Linked DNA regions of Homo sapiens: region 2 is linked to region 1. A link is an interaction called in ENCODE POLR2A ChIA-PET data of the cell type or tissue named here. Cell type or tissue: OCI-LY7. All regions are shown on one strand. Each heading gives the region's core, and the rest is flanking DNA. Links, peaks and the distances in the headings are about the cores only. Region 1 holds the start of LOC105379192 (a long non-coding RNA gene). Region 2 overlaps SPOCK1 (SPARC (osteonectin), cwcv and kazal like domains proteoglycan 1).

Region 1 (12,060 bases), core at 1,920-9,919:
AAGGAGGGCCATTCATTTTACTCAGTACACTCTGCCATCTACCATGTTTGTATAACTTTAGATAAAACTGTTTTCGCTCTGCATATGAACAGCTGCTGAAGGAGTAAAGCAATTCCAGATAATGAAGACCAGCAGCAGCAGTCAACTTGTTTCGTGTGGCTACTACATGCCGGTCTAATTGCCCTGAACGCATCTCCCTGATTCCTCACACATAGCAACTACTCTGAGGGTAAATGCTATTAATAAACCCATTTTACAGATCGAAAAAATAAGGCATACATAACCAGTCCTAGTAACTGGACCTTCTTTTCTGTCCTGTCTTTGTTCTCTTATCACATCTCTAAGACAGAGACCTGTCAGCTCAAAGGGATGAAGAATCCACCAGAGAATGATCCCTCTCCAATAATAAGAGTCTTTGTTTCCTGGCACAGAAGGATTACATGCATTTTACTTTCATGTTACTATCAAATCGCCTATTCAAAAATAATGAATTTGTTTGCCAAATCAAAACTAATTGCTTCTAAAGCAGATAGTTAACATAGTGGCTATTTTGAACCAGAGACAAAATAATGAATGTTAATTGAAATGAAAAACATGTTAACCATTGAAATAATCTGTCATGTAAAACGATGCTATAATTCCTCTGTTGTTAGGGTTATTTGAGTCATTATACTAAGTCATAAAATTACACAGGAAGAGCATAATGGCCTGTGTCATTTACAAAAGCAGCTCTGATGAAAGAGACTCCCACGAGAGAGATTTTCCATCGTGGGGTATGTGGGCTCACGTGTCTCCCTCCTGTTCCAAATGAAGAAGATCCCAGACGTGAAAGCATGTCCAAAGAGTCCAGTTTTCCTAACAAGGCAAAGAGAACTGAAGAGAGTGACTCCTGTGTGCCTGAGGGTGTCCCAAGCACTACTGGGCACGCAATGGTGCAAAAGACTTGCTGTTTACAGAAGCTGAAATTTAAAAGGACAAATATGTAATAATAACAATAACAGCAGCTAAACATTTACTGAGCTGCCTTATAAGCGGCCTTATTATGCCACTGCTGCTACTACTGCTGTTACTACTACCCATAATAGCTCACATGTGTCCAGCTCCTTTAACATACCAGGCATTGTTTCAAGCCCTTTATTTGATCTGTCCATCTCCTCCTCTCAACATTCCCAAGAGGAAGAAAAGTCAAGGAAGAGCAAGAGAATCTGTTAGGGAGGTGGTGAGTTGGGGAGATTTCATGGGAAAGCAGACGTGGGGCAATGGGAAGGACCCATACCCACAAGATAAGCCCTCAGCATCAGGGTGGAGGGCATCCATTGATTCAAGCTGGGAGGTCAACCACAGGAATACCAGCACCTTTATGTGCTTCACCCCGTCTTGCTTGGCCCAGATAACGAGAGCCAGGGTCACCACACATCCAGGTCAAGACTTGCTCATATCAGGAGAGACAAGCAGGCCCCAGAAGAAGTAGAGAGCCATCATCCCAGGGCATGCTTTCCAAACCAGCCCCAAGCCAGGTTTCTTAAGCACCTTCAAAACTCCTAGGAAAAGTGCATATTTAAAAAGTCTTAGAGCATAATCAGGCCCACCAGAAGGATATGTGTCTGGTATGCATGCAATTCCAAAAGCATGAACATCTCTCTGGTGTACCCGAATGTTGAACTCTAGACTGTGGTTCATTTCAACTTGGGACTCCACGATGTACCTCTCACCTGGACTGCACAATGGCCAAGGCAGCTGAGGAGAATCTATTCTTCATAGATGAGAGGATTGAACAGCCTCAAATGAGAATTTCCAAAAACACTGCATGAGTAGGTGCAAATAAATTGAAAATGAGTAAAGAGGCACACACCAAATGTGTAACACACCCTCAAGAAAAGTAGGATTGAGGACATGAAACAGAACTGCTGCTTTGTTACTCTATATGCCTTTCTATTGCTCAATTCTCTTGCGACCATGTATCACTGATCTAAATTGTTCAAAATCTAAAAAGGAAATGCATTTTCAAAATTTCTAAAGAAATACATGCTGCTGGACTCACACCTGCCCGCCAGTCTCGCATTTCTACAGCAATGCTTAAAGAAACCAAAGTTGTCACAGTCAGAGAAAGATCTCCCAAGTGCAGGAAGGAGGCTGAAGAAAGGAGTTACCTAGATAAAATCTTCCTGACCAGTCCTCAAAAGTTCAGTGGAGATGAAGAGGTGAGATCAATCCTATCTGAATTAAATTTCCACCTTAATATTTTGAGGGCCTGTTTAAGCTAAGCTATCAAAGCTGAAGGTATAAACATTCCAAATGTGTTAGGATTCTACAGTCTTTACTTTTTCAACAAACACTTATTAATTACCTAGAATGAGCCAGAAATTGAGCAACAAATTCAAAGATACTGCTAGCACTGCATTAAATGTACGTCCCATAACATACATTAAATGGGATGATTATTAAACATAATGATCATATTTAATTTCTCTGAACAGCTAAATTTATTCAGAAAAGATGTTACCTTAACTGTTTTTGCTCTTATTCTTATTTTGAGACATTAAAGATCCACAGACTGATAACTTTTCCAACAAAATATTTATGTGGCAAGACATTTGCTATTAATTTCAGGAATCCCATGAGCCAGGCTATATTTAAATATGCCAGGAGCAAATTATGTGGCCAATGGGAAAACAGTAAGAAGAAAATGAACTTGCCAGATCACAATCCATATCTCTGGTGATTCACACACTTTGGAACATTACTTGAATCAACGTTTCCCTGTAAGTGAAACCAAATTTATATATAATATATTTAAATATATAATTTGTATTATTATATATTATATATAATATATTCTATATTACATAGAACATTATTCTTTATTACATATAGTGACATTAATTATATATAATATATAAAATTATATATTATATATTTGGTTTCCATATATATTTATAAAACAGGGATACCAGTATTCCTGGACATCATATAAGTGTGTGTGTATGTATTTTATATACATATATAAAATAGGGATACTAATATCCTTATTATCCCTATTAGTAGTATCCTTATTATCCCTATTATTATATTTTATAAATATTTGGTTTTAAATATATAATATATAATTATATATAATTATTAGTATATGTTATTATATGTCATAAATAATACTGTTATTATATAACAGTATTATATATGATTATATATATATATATGATGTCCAAGGATACTAGTCAAACCTACTTCCAGCATTAAACTCACAATATCCTCCATGTTTCCTGACCAGATCATGAAGACTAATAGGATGACGTGACCACGTAAAGTCTACTAACTGGTATGAGACTGCAGTCTGCACTTTCCATTAAGAGAGTGACAGAGCACACCCAGTAACACTAAGGGTATCTGTGAGGCAGACACCAGTGGGGTTTTACCTCAAAGTTCAGTTGTTGAACAAGCAAGGCCCCTGAGGCCTGCATGCAAAAGCAGTTATACACACACACACACACGCACACACACACACACACACACACAGAGGCACTCTCAGGCTCTGACTAAAATTCTGCTTTGCCAAGGAAAAGTGCCAAGCAGCAGTGTAATTGCAAGCTATTAGGGAAATGTAAACGAACAGTTGAGCTTTTTTTATTCCCTTAGGATAATAGTTAGTGATGCGCTCTGTTTTAAAAATCCATTTCTTACTAACAAGGGTCAGAAAAGAAATTGTTCCTTTTGTCCACTGACCTTTGGCATTTTGGTTTGATTTATTGTTTTGCTACTTTACTTTTTTCATTGGCCCATTAAAGAGAGGTCCATCTCTATCCCTGAGACCTTAGAGGAAATCTTTAGCAATGGACACACCAATTGGAAAAAAGCAAATACTCATCAAGCAAACCCACGGCTGAGAACTTCATTTGGTATCTCCTGCCTGAGCATTCATAATCCTCCTTCTTCACAGGAGGGGCCAGAGCAGCTGGGAAAGCACAGATTCCAGCTAATTGTAGGCTCAGGTGTGCATACAAAGGTTGGCACAAGCACATGTCATTCCACCATCAGCTTCGCTGTTCTAATCTTGGAAAACACTTGCTTACATTCCTTGAGGGCAATTAATTATCATGGGATGTGCCCATGGGAAAGAAAACACCTGTAATTGTTTTCTGGTCACCAGCAGCAAAGCCCCCTGTTCTGGGAGGGCTGGGTGTGATTGCCATTAAGAAGGAGCAAGTCAGTAAAATGAAGCAGAAGTGGCTTCAGGGACATGATGCCAGGACAGACACAGAGACAGGCTAGATCCTGATTGAGACATGGCATGTGAGGAGCTTAGGCTGAACACCATTCCCCATAAGACATTAGTGGTGGGTCATTCACAAAAGCGCTACAGGAGGCTGGTACAGCCAGATCCGCACCATTACTTATCCCCTGCTCAAGAAGTTTCTTCACAGTCAGTGTTGGAGGAGAGGAGACGGAGCCCCAGAGAAGCTCCTTCTCTCCTATGTGGCCCTGACTGGTAGGACATTTTCTGGATTGGTAGTCAAGAACTCTGGCTAGCTCCCCAGGCCTTGTGTTTTCTCCAGCACTTGTCTTCTGCTGGTATGCCCCATCCGTTCCCAAAGGTGAGCTCAAGTAGCAGCCCTCTCTGAGAAGGTCTCAGATAGCCTCCACCTCCACACACATTTGCCCCGTGTTCCCAGCCACTCAAACATAGCTGTTTATCACTGGCCACTTTGGGCAATACAGTTGGTACTCAACTGCCCCTCTTGTACAGACAAGATGCTCAAAATTGTGTCAGCACAGGGAGTAGTAAGCCAATGTGTCCCAATGCTATTCCACAGCAGAACCAGACAGAACCTATTCTACCTAGACCGTGTTGAAGTTATCAAGAAAAAGCCTTTTGACTCAACCTAAGGAAGATAACCCAAACATGACATAAGAGCTGTCCACACAGGAAAGCTACCTCAGAAAGTTGGTAGGCAGGCTCGCAATACTGCAAGAGTTCAAGCAGAAATCACCTAGAGGAAGGGGATGTTTCCATTTATTTAACCTTGTCATCACTGAACATCCTGAATCACACTGAACATCCCTGTATATAAACCTGTATGTGAATGTCTATTTACTTCCATGAGATAGATCCACAAAAATGGAATCAAAGAATCAAGGGGGTCAAAATACCCACCAGAAATGTTGCACCAATTTGTACCCCCAATGCCAGCACCCTGAAGGAGCACAACTTCATCACCCCAAGCCTCTGCTCTGCCTATTTCTACCAGGTATTGCTCTGAGAACCGCTCTGATGCAAAGGATTTGGAACCACCACCGAAGAACTGTAGGTAATCACAGAGCCATAAAGAACAACAAGCCAACTTTCCACGTACCACAAGACGAAGAAAATGGTGCAAGGAGAAACTGCTCAAGTTGGAGACCAGGTAGACTGGCAGGAAATCACATATTTCAATTAGTTTGCAGCATATTTCAATTAGTTTGCAGGTGTATCCTGGGCTCCCACATGGCAGAGAGCAGCAGCTGCAGGCCTGAGCCCCTCTCAGGGTTGAGCAGCTCACCACCCAGCCCCTCTTCTCTGTGCTTCTCCCCAGGACATAAAGCGAACCCCTGAGGATGCTGCCTGCTGCCTCCCCAGGCTTATTTCTGGCTGAGTGCGCAACACAGGCCTCAGGCAGCCCTGTTGCCTCCTATTCTGAAGGGCAACATGGGTGAATCCTGTGGACCAAGGGGAGAGGAATCAGACCTTAGAGAGAAGAGATTCTGGAGCCTACAAGCCTCATGGCTGAGGCAGTCCTTAAGGATAAACCTAGGCCAGGCATGGAAGAGCCTCAGGGCTCAGGACCAGTGAAGAGCCATGCAGGCCCTCATCGAGACAGTCAGCAGTGTGCACACTCAATACCTGTCTCTCTCCTTTTTTACTTCCTTAAGGCAGATCCAAGGCCATTCTGCAGCACTCTGAAGAACACAGAACTGCAGGTCTGAGAGACTCCTGGGGCCACTGGGATGGATGACATCCTCTCACCACCAAGGCCAAGCCTGCAGCTGCAGAGGAGAGCTGACTTTAGATGTGTGTAGTCACTTTGCACAAAGAGAGGAAGACAAAGAGAGAAGGCCCTAAATAAGCAGGCTACCAGGTCGGGCAGGGTGCAGAGTCTAGTTATGTTGCTCTTTCTCAAGAACAGGGCCACTTTCACAGCAGATTGACACATTACCTCCAGTTTCCCTGGGGAGTTTCATAGACACATTCTGAGTATTTTCTGTGTATCCAGGAATGTGGTAGGTTCTATGCAGCAAACAAAAGGAAATGGAATATACTCACTTCCCTCATGGTATTAATAGCACTAACTCTTACTGTAAGCATCACTTTGCAACTCGGCTGACCTAACACAGCTTCCATTAAGTGCACCAGCTTGGCCCTGTACCCCCAGCTCCTTTCTTGATTTAACTGATTCATTCATCCATTAAACGTGCCATGAACACCTGCAGTGTGCCAAGGCCTGAGCTAGGCACAAGGGATACAAGAGTGAACTAGTCATGCCCGCCTATGGCTGACACTCCAGAGGGAATCTGGGCATTGCAAGTGAGTGGTAAGAGCAAAACAAGCAGTGGAGTGTTCATTCAGCCAGTAGAGAAAGCAACAACTGCTGTAGATCAAATGTCTGTGTCTCCCCAAAAATCCATATATCAAAATCTTAACCTCTAAGATGATGGTATTAGGAGGTGGGGCCTTTGGCAGGGGTAATTAGGTCATTAACTCACCTCTCAAAGGGATTAGTGCCCTTATAAAAGAGACCACAGAGAGCTGGCTAGCTGTTCCCACAATGTGAGGACACAATGAAAAAATGTCCTAGTGAAAAGGGACTCTCACCAGACAGAGTCTGCCAGTGCCTTGACCTGGAACTTCCTAGCCTTCAGAACTATGAGAAATACATTTCTGTTGTTTATCAGGCAGTTTATGGTATTTTTGCATAGCAGCCCCAAACACGATAAGATGGAAAATTGGTACTGAGAAGTGGGGTGCTGCAGTGACAAGTACCTAAAAATGTAAAAGCAGCTTTGAAACAGGGCAATGGACAGAGGCTGGACGAGTCTGAATGTGCATGCTGGCAAGAGCCTAGATTGTCATGAAAGGATCTTTATGGCTATTCTGGTGAGCACCCAGAAAGAAAAGGAGAGAGCTATAGAGAAAGCTTTGATCGCCTTAGAGAATACCTAAGTAATCCTGAACACAATATTGGTAGAAATTGGATAGTAATATAGTTGGAATATCTGTCCCCTCCAAATCTCAAGTTTGATCCCCAGTGTTGCAGGTGGAGCCTAATGTAAGCTGTTTGGGTCATGGAGCAAATCCCTCATGAATGGCTGGCTGGGTGCCATTCTCACTGTAATAATTGAGTGTTGAGTTCTTGCTCTTTTCATGTCCATGAGAAATAATTGTTAAAAAGAGCCTGGGACCTCCCTCCTCTTTCTCTCTTGCTTTCACCCTTGCCATGTGATGCTGCTCCTCTTTGCCTTCCACCATGAGTGGATGCTTCCTGAAGTCCTCATCAGAAGCAGATGCTGCACCATGCTTCTTGTACAGCCTGCAGAACCATGAGCCAAATATATATCTTTTCTTTATAAATTACCCAGCCTCAGGTGTTCCTTCATAGCAACACAAACATATTAAGATAGCAAAGGCCATTCTGATGAGGACTCAGACATAAATGAGGAATATATTATTAGAAACTACAGGAGATCAGGCACAGTTGCTCACACCTATAATCCCAGCACTTTGGGAGGCCAAAGCGGGTGGATCACCTGAGGTCAGGAGTTCGAGACCAGCCTGTACAACATGGAGAAACTCCATCTCTACTAAAAATACAAAATTAGCCAGGCATGGTGGTGCATGCCTGTAATCCAAGCTACTCGGGAGGCTGAGGCAGGGGAATCACTTGAACCCAGGAGGCGGAGGCTGCAGTGAGCTGAGATCACACCAGTCTGGGCAACAAGAACGAAACTCCATCTCAAAAAATAAAGAAACTAGAGGAAAGGCCACTTTTGTTAGAAAGTTGTAAGAAAGAAACTTGGCTGAATTGTGTTCATGTCCTAGTGTCTGTGGAAGGTAGAACTTGCAAACAACTAAACTGGATATTTGGCTGAGGAAATATCAAAGCACAGTGTTCAAGAAGTGGCCTGGCTCCTCCTGATTGCTTACAGTAAAATGACTCAAAGATGAGATTGTTCATCAACAGGGAGGCAGAACTTAAGGATTTAGAAAGTTCTCAGCCTATTCATATTGTAAAGAATGAGAAAACATGATCTAGAGAGAATGCCAAGGGTGTGGTAAAGTGACAATGTATAAAGGAGATTAGTATGGGTCAGCCATCGCAACAGAAGCCAGGTGCTATTCAAGACAATGGTGAGATTAGTCAGTGACCTAAACAAAAGCCAAGAGCTATCATCAAAGACAAGGAAAGAGCAATTCAGAAATCATCAGGGCTGCTCTACCCATCACAGGCCCAGAGTACAAGAGCCACAGTGAGTACTATGAGGCCACCACAGAAAGACCACATTAGGGCAATGCCCACCTACTCCAGCAGCTCCATACCAGCAGAGCTACCAGTGTATGATTCCAGCCCAAGAGAGCTATGGTTGCAAGAACCAGAGACACTGTAGGGGGACAGGGCTGCCTGGAGCCATCAGGGGCCCAAACCCTGCTAGGCAAAGCCGTGGGGGCAACACAGCCATCTCAATGGGTCCAGAAGGTGAGACTCTCACTCCAGTGGGTCTGGCAGGCAGTACCCCTACCCCAGTGGGTCTGGAAGGGAGTAGCTCTGCCCAGTGGGCCTGAAGGGCAGAATATAAAGTCACAAAAGATTATTCTTGAATGTTAAAGTTTACTACTATTTGCCGTTTTGAAGTTTTGACTTACTTGGGGCCTGTTATCCCTTTCTTCTTTCCTATTTCTCTCTTTTGGGATGGGAATCCTATACCTATCCCACAATTATATTTTGGAACCACATAACATGTTGGTTTCACAGGTTCACAGCTGGAGAGCAATTTGCCTCAGGATGAACAGTATCTTGAATCTCATTCCTACTGGATTTAGATGATATTTAGATGAGAGTTTGGACTTAAGACTTTAAAGTTGATGTTGGAATGAATTAAGACGTTTATGGCTATTGAGATAGAATGAGTGTATTTTGCATATGAAAAGGACATGAATTTAATGGGCGTCAGAGGAAGAATGCTATGGACAATGTTTGTGTCTCCCCAAAATTACTATGTTGAAACCTAATCCCCAATGTGAGGGTATTTGGAGGTGAAGCCTTTGGACAGTAATTAGGTCATGAAAGTGGAGACCTCATGAATGGAATTGGTGACCTCATAAAAGAAGGCCCGTAGATATTCCTGGCTGCTTCTGCCATGTGAAAACACAGCAAAAAGACAGCTGTCTATGAAACAGGAAGTAGGTCCTCACCAGACACAGAATCTGCCAGTACCCTGACCTTGGATTTTCGAGCCTCCAGAACTGTAAGAAATAAATTTGTTTATAAGCTGCCCAGTCTATAGTATCGTCTTATAGCAACCCAAATGGACTAAGATAACAACTGACATTAAACCCAGAACATTAAAAATAGCAGGACGCTTTGCACATATGATCCTGAAAACCTCTGTGAGATTAGCAAGGATTGTTCCCCCATCTGATTGTTCCCTGAGGAACTAGAGGCTCAGATGAAAGACTAAATTTATTGAGTGCCTACTATGTACTGGTACTAAGCTCACTGCTTTCCTTATAAAAATACCATAATGTGGGGTTTAAAGTAATCATTTTAGAAGGAAATGGAGATTCGGTGCAGGAAGCAGCTTGAGGGCAGAGTGGCTCTTACACAGAAGATGGGTTTGGGGCAGCACTGCCCTGGTCCCCCAGCTGTGCCATTTAACAGGTGTCAACATTAAGCATGTCCCAATGGGTCTGAGCCAGTGTCCTCATATGCTCTTAAACACTAGTAAATACTAATAAACACTACTAAGTAATGCTCCTTATCTGAGTTCAACCCTCCCCCAACCCCAACTGTAGCTGGAAGTGCTTTCTTCCTTCTTAGAGCTTCCACTTTATTTCATGGGATTTTCTATCTTCTAGATTAGATTATACACATTCACATTCTTAACCTCCTCTACTAGTCTACAAGCTCAATGAGGATATCGTTAGGATTTCTAATGCACACAGAACCCTCTAGATTCTCTCAAGTGGTACAAAAGTCTGCTTTAAAGAACAAGAATTTAAGGAAATACAGTCCACCCTAAACCACACAATTCTATCACTCTCCAACTGAAAGCCACACAAAACATCCCATCATACCTGGTCTGAGAGCTGCGCATGTCCTCATGGTCTTCAGGGTGTTGCAGAATCTAGCCCTGCCTTTCTTTCCAGCCTCATGTATCCATACTCCTTCTTTCCTGAAGCACAGGCCTCCCCTTTCTCATTTTCTTTTGGACACCGAGCTCCTTCTCTTCTTCCCCGACATAGGGCCTTTGCAGAGGCTGTTCCCTCCACTGAGAACACTTCCTCTCCTCTCTGCCTTGCTGGTACCTACACCTTTGTAATTGCCTGATAGGTTCTTCTTGCCCGCTACACAGAGAAAACCAATTCACCAAGACTGTGATATTATAGTAGAAAAAGAGTTTAATGCGGAGCTAGCCAAGTGGTCAGACAGGAGTTTTCTTGCTCAAATCAGCCTCCCTGAGAATTCAGAGGCTAGGGATTTTATGGATAATTGGGTGGTCAGGGGCCTAAGGAATGGGTGCCACTGATTGGTGGGGGATAAAATCATAGGGCTGTGAAAAAGGGTCCTCATGTACTCAGTCCTCCTCTGGGTAGGGGCCACAGGACTGGTTGAGTTGTGAGTCCCAGGTCCAAGTGGAGTCAGTCAGGGGCTTGATGTGCAGGTCTGAAGATATCTCAAAAGATCAATCTTAGGTTCTACAATAGTGATGTTATCTATAGGAGCAATAGATAGAATAGGGAAAGTCACAAATCTTGTTACCTCTGGTCACATGACTCCTGAGCAGCAAGGAATCAGAGAAAGGCAAGCTGGTAGACAATGGCTGGTTATTGTTTAGCTACACCTACATTTTAGCCGAATTCAGACCCCTCCCATAATCCTAATCTTGTGGCTTTTCATTAGACTCACAAAGGTGGTTTTGGTCCCTGAGCAAGGAAAGGGATCATTTTAAAGAGGGAACTTCCCCTCCTTTCTTCCCCCCTCATCCTTCTTTCAAAGTTTAACTATAAACTAAGTTCTTCCCGTAGTTGGTTTGACCTGGGTCCAGGAATGAGTGAAGACAGCCAGCCTGTGAAGCTAGAGGCAAGATGGAGTCACCCATGCTAGACTTCCCTCGCTGTCATAACCTTTACAAAGGTGGTTTTACCTTTGCCCCCTGCAAAGGCCTTCACTGTTCAACCAATCTAAAGTGATTCTTAAACCACTCCACTCTTATCCTTCTTAATCTTACCACAGTTTATTAGATACTTATTTTTTTTCATCTGTCTCTTTCAATAGACTTTAATCTCCACAAGGGTAGACTATGCCCACTCATCATAAAACTCCAAACATATAACACAGTGTCTGGCAAATGGAAGGCACCCATAAGTATTTGTTGAATAAAGAAATTATCACAAACTCCAACTTAGTGGGATCTGAATTAATGATCCATAACCCACAATCACCAAAGCATGCACATGAGCAGTTTTCTGAGCTAGTCCTGCTGAAGCAACTACAGGAAGGACTCAAGCTCTAAAGCATTTCATCACTGTCACCATATTCAGAGATGGCCTCCCTGGTGCCTGCCAAGAGAAGGTATCTAGCTCCAGGCCACAGGGCCCCTTGTCACTTTGCTGTCTACTTGGGAATTCCTCACAGTGATGGAAAGTTTGAGCTGGGTCTCCTCCTTTCCTTCAGGTCAATGTCACTGTTCCGAAGCTAGACTTGCAGTTCACTGGGAAGCATGACACCACAGCACCTCCAGCTGTGGACGCATCATGGACAAGCCAGGCTGAGAGGAGAACTTCTCATTACTTGCAGCACAGCAACATTGGGT
Region 2 (12,060 bases), core at 2,458-10,457, 68 kb before region 1:
AGCTGCAGGTCTGTTGGAATACCCTGCCGTGTGAGGTGTCAGTGTGCCCCTGCTGGGGGGTGCCTCCCAGTTAGGCTGCTCGGGGGTCAGGGGTCAGGGACCCACTTGAGGAGGCAGTCTGCCCGTTCTCAGATCTCCAGCTGCGTGCTGGGAGAACCACTGCTCTCTTCAAAGCTGTCAGACAGGGACACTTAAGTCTGCAGAGGTTACTGCTGTCTTTTTGTTTGTCTGTGCCCTGCCCCCAGAGGTGGAGCCTACAGAGGCAGGCAGGCCTCCTTGAGCTGTGGTGGGCTCCACCCAGTTCGAGCTTCCCGGCTGCTTTGTTTACCTAAGCAAGCCTGGGCAATGGCGGGCGCCCCTCCCCCAGCCTCGTTGCTGCCTTGCAGTTTGATCTCAGACTGCTGTGCTAGCAATCAGCGAGATTCCGTGGGCGTAGGACCCTCTGAGCCAGGTGTGGGATATAGTCTCGTGGTGCGCCGTTTTTTAAGCCGGTCTGAAAAGCGCAATATTCGGGTGGGAGTGACCCGATTTTCCAGGTGCGTCCGTCACCCCTTTCTTTGACTCGGAAAGGGAACTCCCTGACCCCTTGGGCTTCCCAGGTGAGGCAATGCCTCGCCCTGCTTCGGCTCGCGCACGGTGCGCGCACCCACTGGCCTGCGCCCACTGTCTGGCACTCCCTAGTGAGATGAACCCGGTACCTCAGATGGAAATGCAGAAATCACCCGTCTTCTGCGTCGCTCACGCTGGGAGCTGTAGACCGGAGCTGTTCCTATTCGGCCATCTTGATAAATGACTATTTCTTAAAATTTACTTTAGAGAGGAAGATAAAAATGCCCATTATCTGCAGATGATATCATTTTCTAAAGAAAATCCAAAATGATAAACTAAAAACTGTCAGAATCAAGATTTCCTATTTGAAAGAAATAGTCATTTTAACAAAAATGGAAAACAGATTTCATTCACAAAAAGCAATCTCAAACATTGACTCTCTAGTCATAAATGTAATGAGAAATACTCCCGTATTCTGAAAGAAAACTGCAGACGTTTTCCAAGGAGGCTTGGAGAGATGTGTGCCACATTTCCAGATGGAACAACAACTTAACTCTAAAGTTATCAATTCTTCTCCAATTACTTTGTAAATCCAATCTAAATATCATTTCTTTAAAGTTTTCAAAATGATTTTGAATATCGTCGGAGAGAATAGATAAGAATACCCATGAAAAAATATGAAAAAGCGGATAACTTGTTAGGTGAAAAATGAATTATTGAGTAAAAGTCATTTTTTGAACTGGCTATTTAAAACACACACACAAAATACAGTTTCAGTTTTCCTATTATACCCCAAAAAGTATGAGACTGATTATTAGTAGTACTTTTCCAACTACGAGTTGCAATCTACGAATGGGTCCTCAAAAAATCTTTCCCAAACATGAGGTATGATAGCAGAGAAAAGAAAACAGGGCATGTCTTACAGAGTAAGGGCGCTGCCTGGTGAAAGCTTTGGGTATTGGCTTACTGTAGAAATGATTTCTTCCTGTTTGAATGCCACTGGCCTTATGCATCAAACATGAAAAATTCAAGCCATGACAGAACAAAATAGAAACATAGGTGAAATTTTATCTGGTCTCAGAGTAAGACAGAGATTTATAAACACATATCAATGCCAGAAATTCTAAACAAAAAGAATGATGGACCTGACTGGATAAAAACCTCAAAATCTTAGTTCATCAGAAACCACTGTTAAAAACAAATGACATATTGGGGGAAAAGTGAACTACATATGAAGAATTCATATCAAATTAAGGATATAAAAGAATAACCTGAGAAACTATTGAGAAAAAAAATCAGCATCCTAAAAGGGAAATCATAAAGGATATAGGGCATTTTAAAAATAATTACAAATAGCATACACGCACACATACACACCTTTAACCTCCAGTATGATCAAAGAAGTAAGAAATCAAAATGTGTAGGAGTCAGATAATTGTCTCCCAAGACCCATTCTTCTGCCTAGTAATGAGAACCTTGATTTTCTGCTGGCTTACTGCTTTTGACCTGAAAACTCTGTACTCCCCAGCATCTAGGTAGGACCATGCGTGACTGTACTCAGACTAAATTCAGACTGAGATGGCCATTGAGATGTAAGCAGAACTGTATCCAAATTCACAGAGGTCTGCTCAAAAGAAAGGGGTGCCCTTCTTTGCTCTTCAATTTTTCCCACTGACTGGACTAAAGCTGGAATGGCTGGAGCTCTAGCAGACATCTTGGACCATGAGGCAGACTTGTTTGAGCAACAAGAGTGGAGCCTGGTTCCCTTATGATTGAGGTTGCCTCATACAAGCCCTGGACTTCCTACCACTTGACTCATTTTATGTGAAAATGAAATACACCCTCTTTTGTTTAAACCACTGTTATTTAGGTTCAGGAGTGTCAGTCACCTACCGTTAAACTAAATCCCTGCTAAGAAAGCTACCTTTTTCTTAACCCACAAAGTGGAAAAATTCTTTTAAAAATTATAGTATCCAAAAATGACAGTGGTCCTCTGACTAGGCATTCCTACACATCACTTGTGGCACATCTTTTCTGAAAGAATTTCTGCTAGTATGTAACAGAAGACTTACAGTATACAAGCCATTTTACCCAGAAATTCTACTTCTAAAAATGCATCCTATGAAAATAATTAAGGTGTGTGCAAAATTAATATACATTGTTGTTCATAAAATCAGTATTTATAACTATAAATTAGAGAAGCTAAATGTTCAATAATAAAGGACTAGTTACAATAATTATAGTACTTTTATAGAATTGAACACCATGCAGCCATTAAAAATCAGTTTTTAAAAGAATAATTGATGATATGGGAATATAATTAAGTATTATTAAGCTAATAGTAAAGATTTTTAAATAGTATTTTATTATATTCAGTTTGGGAGGCTGGGTAATTTTAAAAATTTATTCTTTGTATTTTGCAGTATTTTTAAGTGTTCTATAATAAATATGTATAACTCCTATTTTTTTTTAATGCTCATTTTAAATGAGCCTATGTCTCCTGTCTTCCATCACATAACTGTCTTCTCCAGTTAGGTGGTTTCTTCTGTCCAACTGCAGGCACAGGGTGTTCTGGTCCAGCATGCCTTGTTGGCTGGTACCATGGGACAATTTTTCTGCTCCCTTTTCTGTCTTTCCAAGGCATGAGGAACACATGATTTATAACCATAGGTCAAATATTCCCTCTCCAGGACATTCTAAGCCCTTTAGCTAATTCTAGGAACTACATGCTCCTGAGACAAGAAGCATGACCTCTGAGCCACACTGTGATGTCCCTTAGCTGCTGCTCAGGGACAAGGAGGCAACAAACCAAGGTGCACAGGGCGCCAGAGGGCAAAGTAGTCAGTTGTGGTTATCACAGAAAGCCAATAAGGAAAGCCACCCAGAGAGTGTAGAGGCCAACTTGCATCAGAAGTCTTGGAGTAAACCAGAGATGGCTCCTGAGGCCATCTCTGGTCTCCTCCTCCCCTAGATACCAAGTTGCCATTGTTCCTGGCACCTTGACAACTTCTGACCTTGCACCAATATTGCCTGTAAAAAGGATGTGCTCTATCTCCATTAGAAAATGTGTTTAGCTGCAAATAAGAAAGCTTAGTTAACAGTGGCATAAATTCATGGGGATTTACTTTGTGACACAAGAAATCAGAAGAAAGGCAGTCACAATGTTGCTTCAGCTACTCCATAGTGCCACTGGGGACCCAGGTTCTTTCTGGGCTTCGGCTCAGTCATCCTTAATGGGTGGGGGGTGGGTCTGAAGCTTTAGGCTTGGCATCTTGTGGCTACAAAAGGGCTGCTGCAGCTCCACTCACACCTCTGCAAGGATAAAACACAGCACAAGCTCTGCCTGTCCCTGTTTGTTATAAAAGCAAAAGCTTTCTTAGAAATCTCTAGAAGACTTTACTTGCATTTCACGGGCCAGAACTGAATCACAGGGCCACATCCTCAGCTGGAAGAGACTGGGAAAATAAGAATGCAGGTGAGCTTATTCTTCCTCAAAGAAAACCAGAATCAAATGGCTATGGGCTAGACAACTAACAGTGTCTCTGCTACATGTCTACAAGACTAATTCTAGAATTCCAAGGTCTTTTGGAAGGCTGGTATTGTCAAATTGTACAAAGAGCAGATCCATGTCTGTGTGTATGTGTGTGTGCATGCGCATGCACACACATTAAAAAAGGAAGGAAAATGGTATACATTGAGCACCTTTTAGAACCAGCCACTTTCATAATTATCTCAATTAATTTGTTTCATTCTAATAACCTCACAAGATAGGCCTATCTATCTGTTTTTACAGATGAGAAAACTGAGACTCAGAGAAGTTAAGTAGCTTGCCCAAAGCCACATAGCTAGCAAGTTCTGGGGCTAGAATTCAACTTTACAATTGCCTGGTTCCACAGGCAATGCATTTTCTAGTGTATAAGACTCCCTCTCAACAAGTCTTATCATATATAATTGAAGGCAAATAATAGACAAGTGCAAACAAGTTTGCCTAAACCTTGAAGATACAGAGTTAGGCTCATGGAAGGTCAGGGGGACAGGAGTCTTCCTGTACAAGACAGAAAGCAAAGGCAGCACATGTGGCAGAGGCCACACTGTGATGTCCCTTAGCTGCTGCTCATGGGACAAGGAGGCAACAAACCAGGTGCACAGGGCCCCAGAGGACAAAGGAGTCAGTGTGGTTATCACAGAACGCCAACAAGGAAAGCCACCCAGAGAATTTAGAGGCCAACTTGAATCAGAAGTCTTGGAGTAAACCAAGAAGGAGGTCAGTCTCTGCCATATGGAGAATAAACAACTCATAATAGGAAGCAGAAATGCACTAATTTAATCTAGATATTTATTAAGTATTGCTCTAATTAAATTTGTAACAGACATATTACAAATTAATATTTACACTTAGTGGTGACCATACATTCGACAGATCCTATGCTGGGGATATAAAGATAAATTAGACATAATCCCTGCTTTCTAGAAGGTCACAATCTAATGAGTTTACAGTGCCAGTACATAAGGTCCAAAATGTAATAGAATCACTTGTATTTTTAAATAGGTTTCCTTGTTTCAACCACATGAAATGAAACCTAGTTCTTCTGACCACAGAGACCACAATGGTAGTATGTCAAAATTATAGAAACGTACTCAGCAATAAAAATTATTGGAGTCCTGGACTTATAAACTCTGCTCTATAAAGACATGGAAAACAGCTCAGCTCGACACAATTATTACCCTGAGACATAAGTGAGCTCCATATGCAGACCCATGAGCAACACACTGTGGTTGTATCTGGTCCTAAGAGTTCTTGTTATCCCACTTAAGGGAGAAAGAGCATAGGACCTGGGCACAGAACAGGCACTTAATAAATGCCAGCTGGCTGGATGGACAGCTGAATGGATGAAGATACATTACTCATTACCAACAGACCCAGTCACTGTCCTCAATTTTAGGGCAAAAAAAACCCTCTGGGGGTATTGTTTTAAGCTTTAAATTTTAAATATAGCTCAGAGGCCTTGAGAAGCAAGGTACACGAAGTAACAGATCTGTGTTATTTTAACTCACTATGCTTTCCCCAAGTAGGCAAGTTTCCTCTTGGGCACAATGGTAATCAGATATTAAGCCAACTATTTCACAACACAGAACTATGTATAATTCTTATAACAGGAGCTCTTCACTCAAAAGAGAACAAATGCTTGTAATCTCCAGATACTCCCTCCTCTGGCTATAAATGTTCTGTGTTCTCACAAGGGCACAAGGAAACACTAAACAGAATGTTCTATACCACAGGATGCTACACCTCTGTCATCAAGGCAAAAATACTTGCTTCTTGAGACACCTTGAGCCCTTCTCTCTAGTCAGGGAGGTGGGCTGTAGGGAAAGAACAGACTGCCTGAGCTTGCTTCTGATGATGGCATCTTCCCAGTGCAGAGGAGCCAGAAACGCACAGCAGTTACCTGTTAGCCTGAGGTCGTGCCCCAGAATGACCCATGTAGGGAAGTACATAGACAAGTACCTTCAGGTGGAGGAACCTGCCTCTTTGACTTCGGGACCTAAGTCACCTACAAAACCCAACTTTTCCAAGGGCTGGGACCACCAAAATCTCAAGTACATAAATGTGCCTGGAAAACAGTAAGACCCTATACATTTCCTCAGTTACTTCATTCCACAAATGATTGAAGTCAGTCTAATCTGTGCCATGCACTGTCCTGGGCATGGTACACACAGCAGCCAACAGGCTGTAGGAAAAGCTGGAGCTGAAGACCCTGGTGGACAAGACAGGCTGGCAGGTGTGAATCACAGACAGAAGTCTGGCAGGTGAGGGGACGCTGTTGCAGCTACACAACCATGTGGGGGTGGGGGACAGGGGGTCTATGGGAAGTACAGATGCCAGATCCTGGAGGCTGGGGAGAACCAGCAGTATCCTACCCTAAAGGAACCAGGTCATAGACTGAGATCTGGATTTAGATGAGGTCAAGGGAGTAAGGGGACATGATGCCGTCCACTCCAAGCTACTGTCCTGGAGTGCAAAAACTCCCTGGTGACTGGCCTGGCTTAGGATATAATATCCTAAATTCTAAGATTTTGGGAGATACAGGGAGAGAGATTTAGGCCTCTTCAGCCTCTGTAATACTTCTCAGGGGTAGTTCCATAGGATTAGTAGCCCTCATAAAAAAGGACTTTTATTTTTTTTTTTAACTTAGTTTTTTTGCAAGTCATTTTCCGGAGTATTTCTTGGCTGCGGCTATGATCACATCTGTTTTTGAGTGAAGCCCAGGAGATCTACTTGGTTGACAGCCTCACTCCACTTCCACACATGACTTGGTGGCAACAGCCATTTAGCAGACTCAAGCTTGGACCAAACATAGTAAGGCCAAGGAGTCCAGAGTAAATTGGTGCTCTCTTGGCTAGGATGAGAGGAGACAGGCACATGTAACTACCTTCTTGAGACCCTCCCCCCACCACCGACTGCTATGCAACAGGTGGGCTAGGTTTGTTCATTCAAGATCCTTCTACATGGTAAAATTTACGCAAGTATGAAGGACCTGCCTCCAGGAAGACCTGCTACTACATCACTGGGAAACTTGAAAGCAGGGCTTCCCACATTATGCAGACCCTATGGTCTCCTCTCTACTAATATCACTGTTCCTCACCCTCCCAGTACTTCCCCTAAATTGTTCTGAAGTTATTGCTGCTTTAAGCTCATTCTAAGCCTTGAAATAATAAGATTCATAACCAGATCTCCTACTGTGTCAGCAGGTCTTTTCTCTTGCCATAGAGCGCTGCTCACTCTTTTCAAGCAGGAGGGCCTTAGAGGTGACCTTTCTGGGACTAGGAGAGGAACACAGGGTTTTACTCTAATTACTTCTTTGTGATTTGAACACATCTCAGTTCCCTCTTTTACTTCAGTCTCTTCAGAATAAGGAGAGAGCTGGATGGTTGTTTGTGTTTTGGTTGCAGCTCTAACCAACCTGAACATCTATCACTATACATTCAACCAACTATTGATTCTGAGCTTTATCTGGCATCATTATATATTCCTCAAGTTAAATTATCAAAGTGACATTCCTGCTTTATATGTAATTGCCACTTTGGGTTTTCAAACAGAGAATCATCATCATTGATATGACAATGATGATAAAAGTTATATTTTGTGAACTGTAACTCTACTTTTATAGCTAAAATTGAGCTCATTTGATTCTTACTACACCTGTTGGACTGGGGCCACACCTTTCTTTGCTCTCTGCCCTGTCAAAGGCCTAGCTCCCAATACACCACTTGGATCTAGGAAAGAGGCCTACCAACATTTCACTAAGCAGTCTGCTTTGTGGGGTGGAAGCCACTTACTTTCGTCTGGTGATAATTTCAATTTATTTTTTATTGTAATGCTGTCTTTTCTTTTCACAGTAATGGATAGCAGGGCAATGGAAGAACAGTCAACCTCAGGACAGATTACAAATGAATTTTTATCTTTAAGAGCTAGGTTGGAAACTTGTAGCTATCAGAAAAGCATAATATGGTGATGAACAATGAGCCCATGCCAGTGTTTTGATAAACTTCAGAGAGCTAAGCCTGCTTGAGAAAAAGACAGGAGAAAATGTGTGAGGACATTAATTCTTTCACTTTGGAAAAATCCCATCAGTGAAGGCTGTGATCTCGTAAAGGGCTATATTCTCTGAGTACCGAAAGCATGGGAAAATTTAGCTTAAAGTGTGCGGATGGACACGTGTGGAAGAGTGGGGTGTGCACTTTTTCTTTTTTCAAAGGAAGCCCGACCTTTCAGTGGACATTGAATTTAGGTTAAGAACACAGTATAATGTAAGGGTAAGAGCACAAGTTCCAGAAAAGGTTTCAGATCCCTGTTCTGTCATCTATTATCTGTGTGGCCTTAGGCAAGGTACTGAACAGATCCAAATCTCAAATTTTCTCACCAGCAAAGGAGATAACATTATTTGGCTGTTAGGGGGATTAAACATATGTATAAAGTGCTTAGCACAATTCACAAATTAAGCACTTTATACAGACTATCTTGTGCCATAAATCATCTGTTTACTATTTTAAACATTGTATATTATGGTACATATGTACAATGGACAACATTTTAAAAAGAATGAAGTAGATTCATTTGACATTTGTCAGTCATTGAAAATCTAGACAAAAAGACTTCCTGTAACTTCCATTCTACTTGGGCAAGATAGACAATAAAGAAAAAAGGTAAGCAAACGAATATATTAGAAGGTGATAAATGATACAGAGAAAAATAAATAGGAGAAGGTAGGTAGGAAGTTCAGGGGAAGGTTTCCTGAGAAGGTGACATTTGTGCAAAGATTTAAAGAGGTGGTTGACGGAGTGGCCCCATGGATGTCTGGGGAAGAGGGTCCTGGCCTAGGAGATGGTCAGTGCCAAGCCCTGAGGCAGTGGTGAGAAGGGCACATTTGAGGAGCTCCAGGGAGACCTGTGTGCCTGGAGCTGAGCACACAAGGATCAGAGCAGCAAAAGATGGGGACAGACACGTAACAGAGGACCAGAGCATGTTGCCTTGCAGGTCACTGAAAGGACTTTAACTTTTCCTCTTAATCTTAACAAGATGGAGTGTCTTGAACAGGGGACTACATAATCTGATTTACATTTTACAGAATCAGCTGGACTACCATGTGCAAAAAAAAGAAGGTAAGGACCAGGAGATCAATTAGGAAGCTATTATAATACAAGACAAGGATGTCTTAAAGTTTGATTTTAGACATTAAGCTTGATATGCCTAGGGGCATCCAAGTGGAAATGCTAAGTAGTCATTACATATTTAAGTCTGGAGTTCAAGGAAGCAGGCAGGTTAGCTGGTGACAGACAGGCAAATACACACATATCTAGATAGGTCTACATGTACTTACGTGAAAATATATGTATGATATATAAAAGGCAGGGTGCAAAACATTATGTAGAATATAATCCCAATTATGGATGAGTAAAGTTAAAAAATTATTATATGCATATAGAAATAATTGAAGGTAAATGCAAAATAAATAAATAACCAAACTGGGATGATGGATTAAAGACTTAAATGCGAAACCTAAAACTATAAAACCTCTTCAAGAAAACCTAGGAAATGCCATTCTAGACATAGACCTTGGCAAAGATTTTATGACAAAGATGCCAAAAGCAATTGCAACAAAAACAAAAATTGACAAATGGGACCTCATTAAACTAAAGAGCTTCTGCATAGCAAAAGAGAGTAAATAGACATCAACAGAGTAAATACACAACCCACAGAATGGGAGAAAATATTTGCAAATTATGCATCTGACAAAGGTCTGATAGCCAGAATCTATAAGGAACTTAAATTAACAAGTAAAAAACAAACAACTCCCTTAAAAAGTGGGCAAGGGACATGAACATTTTTCAAAAGAAAACATATACATGGCCAACAAGCATATGAAAAAATGCTCAACATCACTAATCATTAGAGAAACATATCAAAACGACAATGAAATAGCATCTCACATGATTCAGAATGGCTATTATTAAAAAGTCAAAAAATAACAGATGCTGGCAAGGCTGCAGAGAAAAGGGAACACTTATATACTGCTGATGGGACTGTAAATTAGTTCAGCCACTGTGGAAAGCTATTTGGCAATTTCTCAAAGGATTTAAAAGAGAACTACCATTTGACCCAACAATCCCATTATTGGGTATTTACCCAAAGGAATATAAATTGTTCTACCATAAAGACACCTGCATACGTCTGTTCATCACAGCACTATTCACAATAGCAAAGACATGCAATCAACCTAAAAGCCCATCAGTGGTAAACTGCATAAATAAAATGTGGTACACATGTACCATAGAATACTACATAGCCATAAAAAAGAGTGAGATCATATCCTTTGCAGCAACATGGATGGAGCTGGAGGCCATTATCCTAAGCAAACTCATGCAAGAACAGAAAACCAAACACTGCATCATCCTACTTATAAATGGGAGCTAAACACTGAGTATACATGGACACAAAGAAGGGAACACTAGATACCAGGGCCTACCTGAGGGTTGAGTGTGGGAGGAGGGTGAGGATCAAAAAATTACCGATTGGGTATGCTTATTATCTGGGAAATGAAATAATCTGTACACCAAACCCTCATGACATGCAATTTATCTATAGAACCAACCTGCACTTATACCCCTAAAACTAAAAGTTAAAATAAAAAGAATGTATGTTAATTTTGTACATAAAAAAAAAAACAGTAAGTGCAGGATAAGAGTGCTGTCTGGGCAAACTATCAAAGCCATTAATTTCTAGCACAAACCTCTATCCCGTTCACTGAACTCTGGTTCCGACCGCAGCTACCCTTTGCCTCAGCTTATCCTTCTTTCTCTGTTCACCTTTAGCTTTCCCCAATCACTTGCTATCAAATAGACTTCAGAGGACCAGGAAAACCTGTGGTGCACTTTCCCAGAGTTGAACTCACAGAAGAGGAAGAATCTGAGATCAAAGTCAAAGTCAGCAGTTACCTCAGAGTCCTGACAAATGAATTTTTCTTCTTTGATGCAGTTGCCAATTTAATTCTCAAGCATTTTTTTAAGGTCATGACATTTAGAATAACAAGGCCCTAAAAAATATTCCTTTATGTGCTTAATTTCTGACCCAAATGTAGTACTGAATGACAAGTGAATGAAGCTGAATATGTATCGAAAGGTTAGTATAAACTGCTTTTAAATTCCAAGTTTGCAAGCCCAAGGCTTTCACTCTCTTACACAACGGGCATTAAACAAAAATGTTCTTTCCTGGATGCAAAGATAAATCTCTATTTTTCTAGGAGCCTCTGCAGCAGGATTCTTTCAGGAATTTTCCATTGAGACATTACAGCTAGGAGGAACTCCTTACCCCATTCCCTTTTTCACCGCCTCCTGTTCCCTTTTATCCACGTTTCCAGCTCCACTTGTGATAAGTAATGGAATTGGACAACCGTCTGTCAACCCAAGACAGTTTCCCCCAGAATCTAGCCCTCGGGTTGAAAACACCGTTTGAGAAAAGAAAATCACTGTAGACTATTTTTCTACTGTTCTAAATAGCTCAGCTGGAGGGAAGTTGTTATTTCCTCTTTAGCATGCCCTGTTGGAAAAACTTGCAGTTCTCTTTCCTCCCCTCCTGCACCAAACCTGCCCCCATCCTGCTCCTACCTCCCAGCTCATGTCAGGCCAGGAAGTGGGTAACAGTTCCACAGCCTTCTCCATAATTTCTTAGGCTGGAGCCACATCCCTTCTGATCTAATCTGTGCCAACAGAAGAAAAGAAGGAGCTGTCCTTGGAGAATGTTCTGTTTCCTCTTCTAGAGATAGAGTGGAGGGGGCGGGTGGGAGGGCGTCTGTAGGATGCCATTCTAAACCTTGCTGGTTTGGGAGTGTGGTGACATTCTCTGCCTGATGGTTAATACTGTAAGATGTGGGCAAGTGACTTCAGACCCAGGAGAAATTAAATTTAACTCCCATCATACAGACCTGCCACCATCTTCAGGCTAAAGATGCTGCT

The links. Peaks named below come from ENCODE experiments on the same cell type or tissue, not always from the same donor. Only the 100,000 strongest peaks of a DNase experiment are listed, where the experiment ranks them.
Region 2: POLR2A ChIA-PET joins it to region 1 with 12 read pairs; 2 of 35 experiments call an interaction of 5 or more read pairs at or near these places.

Annotation. Positions count from the first base shown.
Region 1 is chr5:137,118,769-137,130,828 of GRCh38, forward strand. The region is part of intron 4 of SPOCK1 (SPARC (osteonectin), cwcv and kazal like domains proteoglycan 1); the gene reads right to left. It overlaps LOC105379192 (a long non-coding RNA gene), which reads left to right and starts at 9,429. Exons shown (of 2, transcript NR_134246.1): 1 at 9,429-9,492; 2 at 11,922-12,060. In OCI-LY7, for the core only: no CTCF peak of the experiment used is centred there; a DNase peak (open chromatin) is centred at 6,033.
Region 2 is chr5:137,049,872-137,061,931 of GRCh38, forward strand. All of the region lies in intron 6 of SPOCK1 (SPARC (osteonectin), cwcv and kazal like domains proteoglycan 1), which reads right to left. Among named protein-coding and RNA genes, the nearest start is that of CTB-1I21.1, 320 kb to the left of the region's middle. RefSeq lists an enhancer at 1-561. In OCI-LY7, for the core only: no CTCF peak of the experiment used is centred there; no DNase peak of the experiment used is centred there.